Linked DNA regions of Homo sapiens: region 2 is linked to region 1. Evidence: chromatin contacts called from ENCODE Hi-C or POLR2A ChIA-PET data. All regions are on one chromosome and are shown on one strand. Each heading gives the region's core, a stretch centred on a gene start or an enhancer-like site at or near the end of the contact. The rest is flanking DNA. Distances are from core to core; before and after follow the strand shown. Region 1 overlaps CCDC88C (coiled-coil domain containing 88C). Region 2 overlaps CCDC88C (coiled-coil domain containing 88C).

Evidence for each region. Hi-C counts contacts between places; a loop is a spot of excess contacts on that map. ChIA-PET counts read pairs that join two places held with the same protein, here RNA polymerase II (POLR2A).
Region 2: a map of endothelial cell of hepatic sinusoid shows a loop between it and region 1 (2.6-fold over the local background). The contact joins two enhancer-like sites. A Hi-C loop is called at or near these places in 1 of 168 maps with a recorded cell type or tissue (endothelial cell of hepatic sinusoid). POLR2A ChIA-PET finds 5 or more read pairs at or near these places in 4 of 52 experiments (Panc1, RWPE1, T-cell and 1 more).

The regions. Positions count from the first base shown.
Region 1 is chr14:91,282,562-91,288,284 of GRCh38, reverse strand. CCDC88C (coiled-coil domain containing 88C) reads left to right here. Exons shown (of 30, transcript NM_001080414.4): 26 at 4,768-4,956. Among named protein-coding and RNA genes, the nearest start is that of GPR68, 41 kb to the right of the region's middle. RefSeq lists a silencer at 4,909-5,115. Within about 2 kb of position 2,992, at least 6 of the 41 ENCODE cell types and tissues checked have a DNase peak (open chromatin) inside an H3K27ac peak, as active enhancers do.
Region 2 is chr14:91,370,468-91,376,190 of GRCh38, reverse strand. The region is part of intron 3 of CCDC88C (coiled-coil domain containing 88C); the gene reads left to right. It overlaps LOC107984673 (a long non-coding RNA gene), which reads right to left. Exons shown (of 2, transcript XR_001750858.2): 1 at 5,479-5,723; 2 at 1,940-3,555. Among named protein-coding and RNA genes, the nearest start is that of CCDC88C, 44 kb to the left of the region's middle. RefSeq lists enhancers at 18-690, 2,153-2,222, 3,826-4,438. Within about 2 kb of position 2,515, at least 12 of the 41 ENCODE cell types and tissues checked have a DNase peak (open chromatin) inside an H3K27ac peak, as active enhancers do.

The DNA.
Region 1 (5,723 bases), core at 1,743-4,242:
AGTTTGCCAGAGGTTCTGAAACAAGAACAGGATTTCTCATCATGTATGCTGTATTTCATCAACTCTCAGGAGCCATGAAAGCTGCACAGTTACTTTATATACCACGAGGCAATCAAACGGTACAGGGCCACCACTTCGAATTTTTCTTACGCTCTTGTTGAAAGAGCTTTTCTAAATAAGAATTCGATTTTTGTACACACACGTAAAAGGAAAATAGGACCAAGATGAGTTGGTTATGACCATGTCAGTTTTGTCACCGTGGCCACCTGGCCAGTGGTGACTGAGACATCACTGAAATTGCCTCCTAATTTCCAAGACGTTAAAGGTGTCTTAGAATCGATTAGACACAGCATTTACCTTACACATTGTTAAATTTTCAGCTTTACCTTTAAATATCATTTTGGGGAGATTATTTATCCCAGGCCTGCATCCCAAGTCATTTAAATTTTTACAAAGGACACTAGGACTTTCTGAAGACCCAGCCTATGCCTGAGACCCATGGGGTCTTGGAGGCGGAGGATATAACACTGAAGACCAGCGACAGGCTACCCTCTGAGTGTGGTGTGTGCACAAGCCTTTCAGGGGGCACATTCACAAGTACCTGTTGTGTCCCCTTCAGATGCAAAAAAAAAAAAAAAAAAAAAAAAAGACCTGGTGCAGTGGCTCATGCCTATAATCCCAGCACTTTGAGGGGCCAAGACAGGAGGATCACTTGAGGCCAGGAGTTTGGGACTAGCCTGGGCAACACAGGGAAACCCCCATCTACCAATATATATATTTTTATTTAGCCAGGTGTGGTGGCACGTACCTGTAGTCTCAGCTGCTCAGTCGACTTGAGCCCAGGAGGTCGTGGCTGCAGCGAGCTATGGTCATACCACTGTACTCCAGCCTGGGTGACAGAGTGACACCCCATCTCTAACAAAAATAATGTTCACGCACATTGTTCAGGGACTAACACACTGTCATTCTTTATGGGGATAAGATTAGATAGAGTCAGCACCGTAAGACAGGGTGAGAAGGAAAAAAATTAGAGGCCTCACATGCAAGTAAATGAGAAGCTTAACTTTTTTTAAGCTAGAGGGGTTCTGTTGCCTCAGGTTTTTATATTGGCTCCTGTTTAATTTTTGGACATTTGTCATCTCAACTTGTATTACTCTTTAAGTGGAATTAATTAACTATAATCAGTCTGAGTTAGGAAAACTTTCAGAGAAAAAAATGCTTGACTGGTCCAAAGTGATCCGTGAGCAAGCAGGTCTGTAAACCATGATCATGTTCACTAGCAGCCACCATGTCTTGGGTGCTCCCTCTGGGCCCAGCACCCTCTAACTACTTTATGTGCTTTATGCATCTCATTGAATCCTAACGACCCTATCAAGGCAGGTGGACGTGGCCTCCCCTGTGTAGAGGTGAGAAAGTGAGGCTCAGCAGTGTAAAACATTTGCTTTGGGTAAGTGGGACCCAAATGCAGGTCGGCCGCACTCCGGAGCCTGAGCTCTTAACTGCATGCACTTAACTGCATGGACTGCCTCCAGTTAAAGCTCTCTGGGTCCCTGAAGATGCCGAACAAGAGCCTAGCCCTGAACTGGCCACAAGGACACCAGCCTTGAATAAGTTGGTCCCTTATTCTGTGGTGTGAGCCACTGTGGCCACCAGGTGGTGCTGTGGAGGAAGAAATAATGGAAATCCTGGTATCAACTTTAATCCTACATCAGAAATTGGTTAGGTCGATTAATGTTACTATAAGACAGTTTAGGAAGTTAGCCCAATTGTCTGCTTTGTTAAGACACTAGAGGCTAAGGAGTGGAGGATTGGAGTGGAGGATGTATATAGAAGATCTAAAAGGAAATCATGATTCTTGGTGTTGAAGGGTTTTTTTTAGTATGCAAAGGAGGTATTTAAATTATTTTAAAACTCATCCTGCCGAAAGATTATTTTAGAGATACAGAATCATTAGTGAATACTTCAGGTAGAGTATTTGATTACAGCGCCCTGAAACGGATCATTGAATGTTCCCAAGGTCTTTGAGTGGGAACGGGAGGATTGTGTGAGCTGAGCTGTTAGGGACCCCATCATTAAAATGGATGAGTAAGAGAAGTTGGGCCCTAAATTAATAAGCATTAGTGTTTAATAATTTGGCACACTGAAACCGAAAAATCATCCAGACCATTGGCTCCTTGGGCAGTATGTAATTCTCCTCACACGCTGAGGAAATAAATTGTTGGCGTTCAGGTGCCTTTAAATTAATTGAGTCAGAGCACAGATGATTACTGAGCCCTGATTCTGTTCTTGAGTACTGTGTACTGTTTTCATCTTTCCTGGGCAAGACGGGATTCTGATTTCTTAAGTACATTTAGCTAATTTCGATTCATTTGTCATTATTGTTCATTTCATTTATTTGTGTTTTCTTTTTCCTTCCTCCTTTGGGTTATCCGATTGATAACAATTTAGCACCTCCGCGCAAAAAGAGTCCCTTTTTGAAAAGCAAAAACAAGGACAAAGACAAGTCTCCAACGACCCACCCAGCTCTCTCTAAACGCCTGCGGTTCTGGTCTTCCTCCGACATCCCATCCTCTCCTAACGAGCCTCTCTCTTTCTCCGACATTGGAGATTTCTAATCCCTTTCCTTTATCATGTGTCTGTATTGTGTACCCTCCTTCATTTCCGAAATTCAAACAAACAAAAAAAGCCAGCGTCTAAAAGGCCAGATGGCCGATAGCGGACCCCTCCTCCTGCCCCCAATTTCAAGCTTAAAGTAGCCAGCGTGGATTCTGATTTCAAAATAGAAGATGAGTTGTCACACTCCCTGGACCATTTCTTCAGCACAACACAGTTTTAGGGGGAGCCTCAGGATATACGTGCACATGTCCTTGGGCCAGGATGTCCGTACTAAGTAAGTCGAGTGGCCGTGCCCCCCTCCCGTCTCTTGCACCTGCGAGCTTATGTTTTGCCCGTGTGTCAAGCAGCACTGGCGGGTGGTTGCTGCACTTCCTAAAATGTACAGCCTCTGTCAAGTGAGGGTTTTTTTTAAGACTTATTTTTAAGCAGCTAAATTTAAAACTGCTGCCCTTTTCTCCTCTTCCTTTGTCAGAGCACTGAGTTGTGGGCCTTTTCCGGTAAGGCCCTTATAAAATGTGTTCTGTTTTGAAGGATTGATTGCTCCATTCAGGCATTTTGACTAATTGGATTGATTTTGCCCAGACAGAGTTCAGCCCAGAGTGAAGTTTTATGACTGTGCTGTGGTTTTATGACATCTTGGATGCTGAAGTTAAAACAGCAGGAGACAGAAAGAACATCAGCACACAAATCATGCCTCGAGCAAGGGAAAATGCCAGCCGGCCAGCTAGGCCATTACCTATGGAGCATTTCCTGTCTCTAGCCATCCCTGTACCACCTCCGTTATTTTTGTCATATCCTGATACCGTCTATGATTACCTACAAAAATATGATTACCTGCATGTTTTCCCTTACATTGATTCACAGTTTGTAGTTAAATGTATTAAAAGGAAAGATTAGTATCAGTCCTGTAAGTGGAAAACACACATATCATCATAAAAACAAGGTAATCATAAGAATAAACACATAATTACTAAAATATGAGAGTCGGTTAATGTGCCACTGACTTCATCTCATGAGCCTCGCTCTGGGAACCCTGGGCTGCCGTGGTGCCGGGTCCTCCAGACCTGCCTTCCGCGCATGCTGTTGGAATTGTGCTTTCTCTGTTCGCTGCTCATGCTAACTGTTCACTCATCTCTGCCTCCCCTGTGGATCCTCATTTTAGCTTCACCTGTAGGATGACCTGTCCCGATTCATTCCACCTGTCCCGATTCAGGCAGACTTGAATCTTGCTTCTCATCAAGGTTATCTTTCAAAATCCAAATTTCCCCTTGATTTCAAATCATCAGCTCTGGGCACTTAAAACTGCACAGTGAGCCCAGACTTTGAGTGGCTGGGAGGGCAGACGGCTTGATGGGTGGAGAAGCCGAACTGCAACAGTGAGTCCTGGCTCTGCACACGGAGTGGGACGCTCTGCAAAGTGCTTTGTCAGCTCTTAGGAATGCCAGCCATGTTCATTTTTATCTTGTGTTGGGAGAGCCTGTCCTCTTTCCTGTGGGGTACTTGGTTTTATGGGCTGTTTTTCTTTTATGATTTTATATGTTTTTATTTAATTTTGACCAGAGTTTATGTTCATGGTAGAAAAGTTAGAGATTTCAGAAAAGCACAAGACACAAGGTAAAAATTTTCTTGCAGTTCGTCTCACCATGCAGAGATTAAGGCTTCCCTTTTTGAAAAAACAGAATATTGTGAGGTTAGCAATAAACTTCTATTTGAAGTCCTTAGTGAGTCAGGTTAGCAGGACCTTCGGATCCTCAGCTACAGGCTTGGATCCTTGGAAGTCAGGGATTGGAGTTCCGGACAGTGTTACACAGGAGATGTGTCCTAGAGTGAATATGTGTGACTTTTACCAACAGTTTATCCCCTCAGGGGCTCCCTTTGTCTCCTCCCAGCCTCTCAGGGCTGGCAGTATGACCCCAGCATTAAAGCCAGAGCCATCCTCATGGGGCCTCTGACACCACCTGAAGCCAAGCCCTCTTGCCCCCACCTGCCCCGCCAGGCCCCATTTAAGTTGCAGCCCGAGAGCTGTGGCAGCCCCGCTTTTGTCTCTGTGGTCCTCATGCCCTGCTGCCCTGCTTCTAGGCCATGGTGTGGTTTCCCAGCCTGGGTACAGGACTTGGCAGCCTCATTTCTCAATGTCCTCTTCTGCCTCAGGCCCTGGGGATCTAAAACCAAAGCGAGGCTCCCCACACAGAGGCAGCCTTGACCGCACAGATGCCTCCACCGATCTGGCCATGAGGTCCTGGCCCTCGGAGCTGGGCTCCCGGACTTGCTCAACTTCAGCCACCACTACAGCCCCTTCCAACTCCACCCCCATCGCCCGGCACCCAGGCCGCACCAAAGGTGAGTCACAGGCCCTTCCAGAGCCATGAGCGTCGGGCCTAGTGTCCTTCCTGAAGACCCCAGGCTCTCGGAAATCAGAGAGGTTGCTCTCCCTCTCAGTCTGAGAGGTGGTGAGTAGAGGGGTGAGGCTGCTGACAGGCTTTGGTGGCACAGATGCAGCTGTGCTTACCAGCCAAGGACTTTGGGCAGGAAGCCCTTCAGAGGCCCAACTGCAATGGGGCCTCAGAACCCACTGCCACCACCGGCATTCAGGAAATGAAGGCACCAAATAGCTCCAGAAGGGAGGTGAAGGTGGGCTGAGAACCAGAGTTTGGGCTAAAACCAGGCAACTGCCATTGCCCTACCTTGGTAAAAGTTTGGGGTTTTTTTCTCGAGAGAAGATAAATTATATATTTTAAATTAGTGTGTGTATGTGTATTTTAAAGTTTTTGTAGATATGTGGTCTCATCATGTTGCCCAGGCTGGTCTCAACCTCCTGGCCTCAAGCAATGCTCTTGCCTTGGCCCCCTAAAGTGCTGGAATTACAGGTGTTGAGCCACTACACCTGGCCAAGAAAGGATAGCGTCTCTGAACTGGAAGTTCACTGACACAGTTGAGGCAGGTGTCCTGTATTGAAAACAAATGGGTTCAGTGAAGGATTTAGGAACTCCCTGTCTCCAGGGTGCCAGGAGTTCACATCTTTAGGCATGAGATTAAAATATTCTTTGAGTAATCTCATTAGCCTGAGAGAGTCCCAGCAGAATGGCTCAGTCAGATCTTGCCGGGTG
Region 2 (5,723 bases), core at 1,266-3,765, 88 kb before region 1:
GAAGCCTGACCTATGATCGTCACCCTGTCCTGGGGGGCAGCAGCGGGAGTGACAAGTGTGGCCTTTCCTGGCTGCCACAGCCTAAAGGGTCCTCTGCGCCTGCCAGCTCCTCAGGTCTCCTCCGCAGATACATTTGGGCTGCTGGCTGTTGGCTGACTGGGTTCAAGCCTCTTCTCCTGTGAACTCGCGGGGCTGGAAGGTCTACGTTTCCAGCCCCAGCCTCGCCACTTGTAGTCATGTGACCCCAGGGCACATCCTTACTGTCTGTATCTCAGTTTATTCCTCTGTAAAATGGGCACAGTTACGGCACCTGCCCCATTGAACGCAAGAAGATGCATGCCTGCTGGAAAGGGTCAGATCAGAAGGAGACATTTGCCCCCCACTCGCCCTGAGGAGCCTCGCACAGGGAAGGTGCTCCGGGCACGGACAGGGTTGAGTCTCCCCTCATCTCGTGGCTTGGGCTGGAAGAGTCCACTTGCTGCCGAGGCAGGGCTGGCACAGACTGCCATCCTGCTTGGCTTGGCCATGGGAACAGCTGGTGAGGGTGCTTTTATTTGCCTGAAGTGTGGGCTCTCGGCCGGCCCTGCGGGGAAGCCAGAGCAGCTGGTCTGCCTCGTGAGCAGGTGCCGGGGCGGGTCTGTGCGCCTGCCCTTCCCTCCTTCCCCGAAAACGCTCTTTGATTCCGCTGCCCACCCCCCTCTTCCCCACCTCACCCACATCTGAAGAAAAGCTTCCCTACTTAAAGGAAAAAAGGAAGAATAAGCTTCATCTGATTTGATTTTTTTTGGAGTCCTCAGGTCGGAGCCTCACACAGCAGGGGTCCAGTTGGTCTAATTGAAGGGCATTGTTTCTGTCCCAGTCCTTTAGATTCAGGCTGTTCACACAGCCTGTCTCTCTCTCTCCCACATGCGCGCGCGCACACACACACACAGACACGCGCGCATGCTAACCCTGGGGCCTGTGGCCCTTCATTAGCTCATTTGGCAAATGATGGCTGAGCCCTGCTGTGTGCCAGGCCCTGGGAGAGCCCTGGGGAGCGAGACCGCCCAGATCACCACCCTCAGGAGCCCACAGCCCAAGAAGGAGACTCGAAGAGTAAGGCTGGTTTAGCAGAGGAAACTCAGTCTGTAGCTTCGTAACTAGTGAAGAGAGTTCCTGGTGTTTTGCCCACATCCCCTCGGCATGTTGTATACCACATACGTGTTACAGTGCCTGTCCCATTGGGCTCCGTAAGGGAGTGTCACCACATCTTCATTCCTGGCTCTGACAGGCACCATTGACCGATCTTGGCCCTCTTTGTCTCTGAGCCCAGATCTGGCCTCAGAATCCTTCTCAACACAGAACTCTAGGTAACCACTACCAGTCATCTGTGCCTGGAACCCAAGCTTAAACTACCCCTGGGATCACAGTGAGTTACTTGTGTGAGACTTCCTTGTGCCTCCTGAGGCTTCGGAATGAGCCTGACTGCAGAGACCACTGCAGATGCTGCCAGACTGTTGGAATGGCCTCAAAGGTCGGTTGGGCCACCCCAGGCTCTGTGCTCAGCAGGACTGCACGGCCTGTTCTGGCTGTAACCCCTTGCCCCTGGCTGTTCCCTCTGCCTGGGATTCTCCAGTTCCACCCGTCCACCTGGCTCACACCCTCCCTACACTCGCATTTTGTTCAGCTGACGATTCATCGAGGGCCCTCTTTGACCACCTGTCTGTAAGAGCTATGTTTTCTGTCACTTCCTCCTATGTTCCTTTATTTTGCTTCTTAACACACACATGTGACATATATTTACCTCTTTAGCCCTCTCATTTACTCCAATATTCCAAGCAATGAAAAATACCTATTGATCAAATGGACCTTGCATTAGCAGATACCTGGTGGACTTAACCCTGCTACTGCCTGCAAGAGTTAGGATGAGAGGTAATAGACACAGTGTGTCTAGCCAAGCTCCTGGTTTATGCAGCATGCTGATTTATTGCTGTTCGAAATAAAGTGTTCTTTACACTGTAGATGGGGGAGGGTGCGTTTAGTTGGAGGTCCCAAAAAGCCTCTGTTCTCACCAGAGCCTTCCTCCCCGCAGCCAGTTCCATTTAGCCAGCAGCTGGCAGGCATCTGCTGTGGGCCACACTGTGCAGAGCCCTGGGGGGATTCAGAGGTGAGCATGTTCCAGCATCTGCCCTGGGGACCCTGAGGATCTCAGTTCCCTGTGTGGGACTCAGGCAGGGACACGAGAGAGGGGCCTGGGGGCACTGATTGCTGAGGAAGTGATCATTGCCGGCGGAGGGGTTTGAGGAAGGCATTGGAGGCAAGTGTGGCTGGACAGAGAGGATTTTGTCAGGTGCGGGTGGGCAGGGGACCGGCTGGGCTGCCAGGTCACCTCCAACCCCTGCCCACCCCCCAACTTGGACAGCTGCTGCAAAGTTGATAACATCTTTTGAGATTTTCACTTCCTGCCGAGATATTAGTCATTAGAAACTTGTCACTTCTGAACCTTCCTCCTCCCCGGCTTTTCAACTGTGTCCCGATATGCCCTCCCCCAGTTTCCTGCTATAGAATACATTCTTGGTGATAGAATAGAGAGTTTCTTGCTCTCTAGATGAAGTCTGATCTTTTGCTGCAAACTCCTGTAATGAAAAGAGACCAGTTTGCATGAAATGTCTGCTCTGCTGTCTGTTTCCTCCAGAAAGCTTTTTTGGAGGAGCGAGTGGGGGCTAAGGAGGGGTAATTACAGTCTTATTTATCCATGCTGGAGACTCATGGTTCCCATGTGTGTAGAATTTTTCCTTCTCTTCATCCTTTGCTATTTGACCAGCACAAGTTCTGCTTGGCCCCAGGCAGATGTCACTGATGAACCGTGGCACACTTGCTCCCAGGGCCAGACCTGCCCCTAGTGTTCTCAGCATAGCGTCCAAGCCAGCTCTCTTGAGTCCAGACCACCATAGGGCACTGGTATCGTGTGTGTTTTTCTTGGCCCTCCTGAGGCCAGAGGGAGAAGAGAGAAGGTGGCCCCAGCAGATGTCCCAGCTCAGTTCTTCCTCCTTGGTCCTGAGCCCAGGGGCTGGGGACGGTTTGTGCATTCCTGGGGATCTCTAGAATGGACCCCACTCCTCGCACACACAGGTAGCTGGGACTGTCTTCCTTTATGGGCTCACTGTGGTGACTGTGGCTTCCTGTGTTTGCCCCCTGCAGAGCTGCCCTGTGTTGAAGCAGGAGGGAGGATGGTGTGTCGCCCCGGAGCATGTTGAGAGCACAGTGCCCAGCAAAACCTGACGGCTAGGAAAGGCCTCAGGTTCAGCCAGCACCTCCGGGGGCCTGACTTCATGCCAGGCACAGGCTTGATTGTCGCTAGGTTAAGTGATGCCTGCCTGCCCGGCCACCTGCCTTTCTGGCCACCTGGCAGGGCTTGATGCCGAGGCCCAGCAGCAACGTGGTGGTGGAGCCGGCAGAGGGGACTCCAAAGCTGCTGCTGTCACCGTTTAGATAACGTGCAGACAGGGCTGGGTCCAGACTCCCTGAACGGTGGTTCTGTGCACATCTGGTTCTCAGTTGTCCTTCATCGTGGGACTGTAGCCAGAGACACAAGATGGGGGCACCTTCTGTGTCTTCCTTTTCCTTTATTCCTAGCCCTCCCTGCACTAACACACGCCTCCCCCCCCCGCCCGCCCCCCCCCGCACCACTGCCATCTACCTGGATGTCACCTGCTCCTTGTTCTTTCCCATTTCAGCTTCCGGCCACCTCCTTCTTGGAGCTTTTCTGGATTCCCCGCTCTCCTCTGCTCCCAGTGCCCCCAGCTCAGGTGCCTGCCATCCCTCTGTTAGGGTGCCAGACTTGCTGGTGGGATTTGCTGGTGGGATCAGGCTGTGAGCTCCCCAGGACAGGGCCTGGCCCTATAGCAAACACCCTGGGCCCCTCACTGTCCCCCATCCCACAGGCTTTGTCCTCCTTGTCTTTGTTTCCTGGCTTTGAGGGTAGCAGTCTTGGCTTCATACCCTCCACCTCCCAACTGGCATGCCATCAGACACCCAGCAGGTGCCCGGGAAGTGTGGCATAAATGAGAGAGGGAATGGCTGCCCTTCCTCAAGGAGCTCTCCCTGCCCTCCAGATGCCTGCCCTGGGACACTGGACAAGGAGGCCTGGTCACTCGGGAGTGCTGGTACCCCTTGTGCTGTGGTGCTCGTACCCTGAGGCCTGGGCTCAGGTTGGGGCGTGAGGTTGGGGGCTGGCTGCCCCCACTGCCTGCCTTTCCCACCCTCACAGGTCCCAGCAGGCTGGGGTGGTCTGGGCTGCCATCTACCGCTGGAGGCTCCTAGGTGCCCTCCACCATCCTGCTCCGACTTGTGCCTGGGAGTGAAGCGGCATTGTCAGGCCACCGGGTGAGGGCTGCCAGGGTGTGGCGTGGCCCCAGCCCTGCCCTGGCATAGGTGCCTGTGGGCCTGGGTGGGTGAGCGGTGGAGTGGGACATGGGACACTGTGTGGGCAGGCGCCACGTTCCCCCAGCCCAGCTACTTGCTGGGACGAGGAAGGCCTTGCTTCTGCTGAGCTAGGGAGGGTGTGCCCAGGACAGATAGGTGCCTGCCCAGGAAATCAGCTAGAGCCACCCCTGACTGGAGGGTGTGGGAGGCAGTCTTGGTCCCAGTCTGTGACTCCACAGGCTCCTCGGGACCAAGACTGTGGTCTTGGTCTGTGCTGTACTCCTGCCACCGCCGGCCTCTGTACTCCTGCCACCGGCGGGTGAGGTTGGCTGGGCCTGGACAGCACATGGCTCCTCCCATGGGACCACTACACTCATTCTGGCTGGGGGGGTCATGCCTGTCCCAGCCCACCCTGCATGCATACCGTAGTTTCCTCTGGCCACACTTTCTCTGCCCCTTTCTTGCTTATCCATCAGCAGAACTACTGACTTTTCCATCCATCAGCAAAAATACTGACTTTGCCAAGAAGCTTAAAAAAAAAAAGTACTCTACCACCATGAAGTCACAGTCATACGATCCCTCACGGCCATAAAATCAGGGCCCTTATATCAACTCCAAGCACTGGAGCACCGATGCTGTCGTTTTAGCCAGGAGGGGTGGACTTAGGGACAGAGGAAAGGGCAGCCCAGAACTGCTGCAGGTGCTGTCCTGTGGGGAAAGGGTCCTGCTCTCTCCATCCTTAGCCTAATCCTTGAAGTCCTTCTGCCTCACCCCAAACACACACCTCAGGGCATGGCATGCACTCAGCAGACACCGCTGAGTGGATACAAGCTTCTTGGTATGGCATAAGGAGCCCTAGGGCGGAGTGCAAGGAGACCTGGGTTTCCAGACCTGAATGTGGGGCTACGCCTCTGTCATTTTTTGCTCCGGACCTCAGTTTCCTGACTCTATGGATAATCTTGATGGCTCTTTTGGTTTTAAAATGCAGATTCTCAGCATCCCTCTGCTGTTGGGGTCTGTATGCACGGATGTGTCCACCTACTGACCCGCCTTCCCCTCCCCCACCATCCGCACCTGTGGTTGCCGAGGCATCACTGCAGCAGGTCGTTCCTAAAGCCCGATGCAGAGACCCGGCTTGCATTCCTCTTGTAAAATGGTTCCTGAACTACTGTTTATGGGCAGAGGTTCTCTTCCAAGGAGTCGAATGCCGTGTCCTGCCCGTGTTTCTGGGGCTGCCCCCCGCCCCCTTCTTTGGCTCAGGGGCTCAGAACAGGCCCTTCCTGGCATCAGATAAGACAGGTCTGCCCACAGAGCAATCC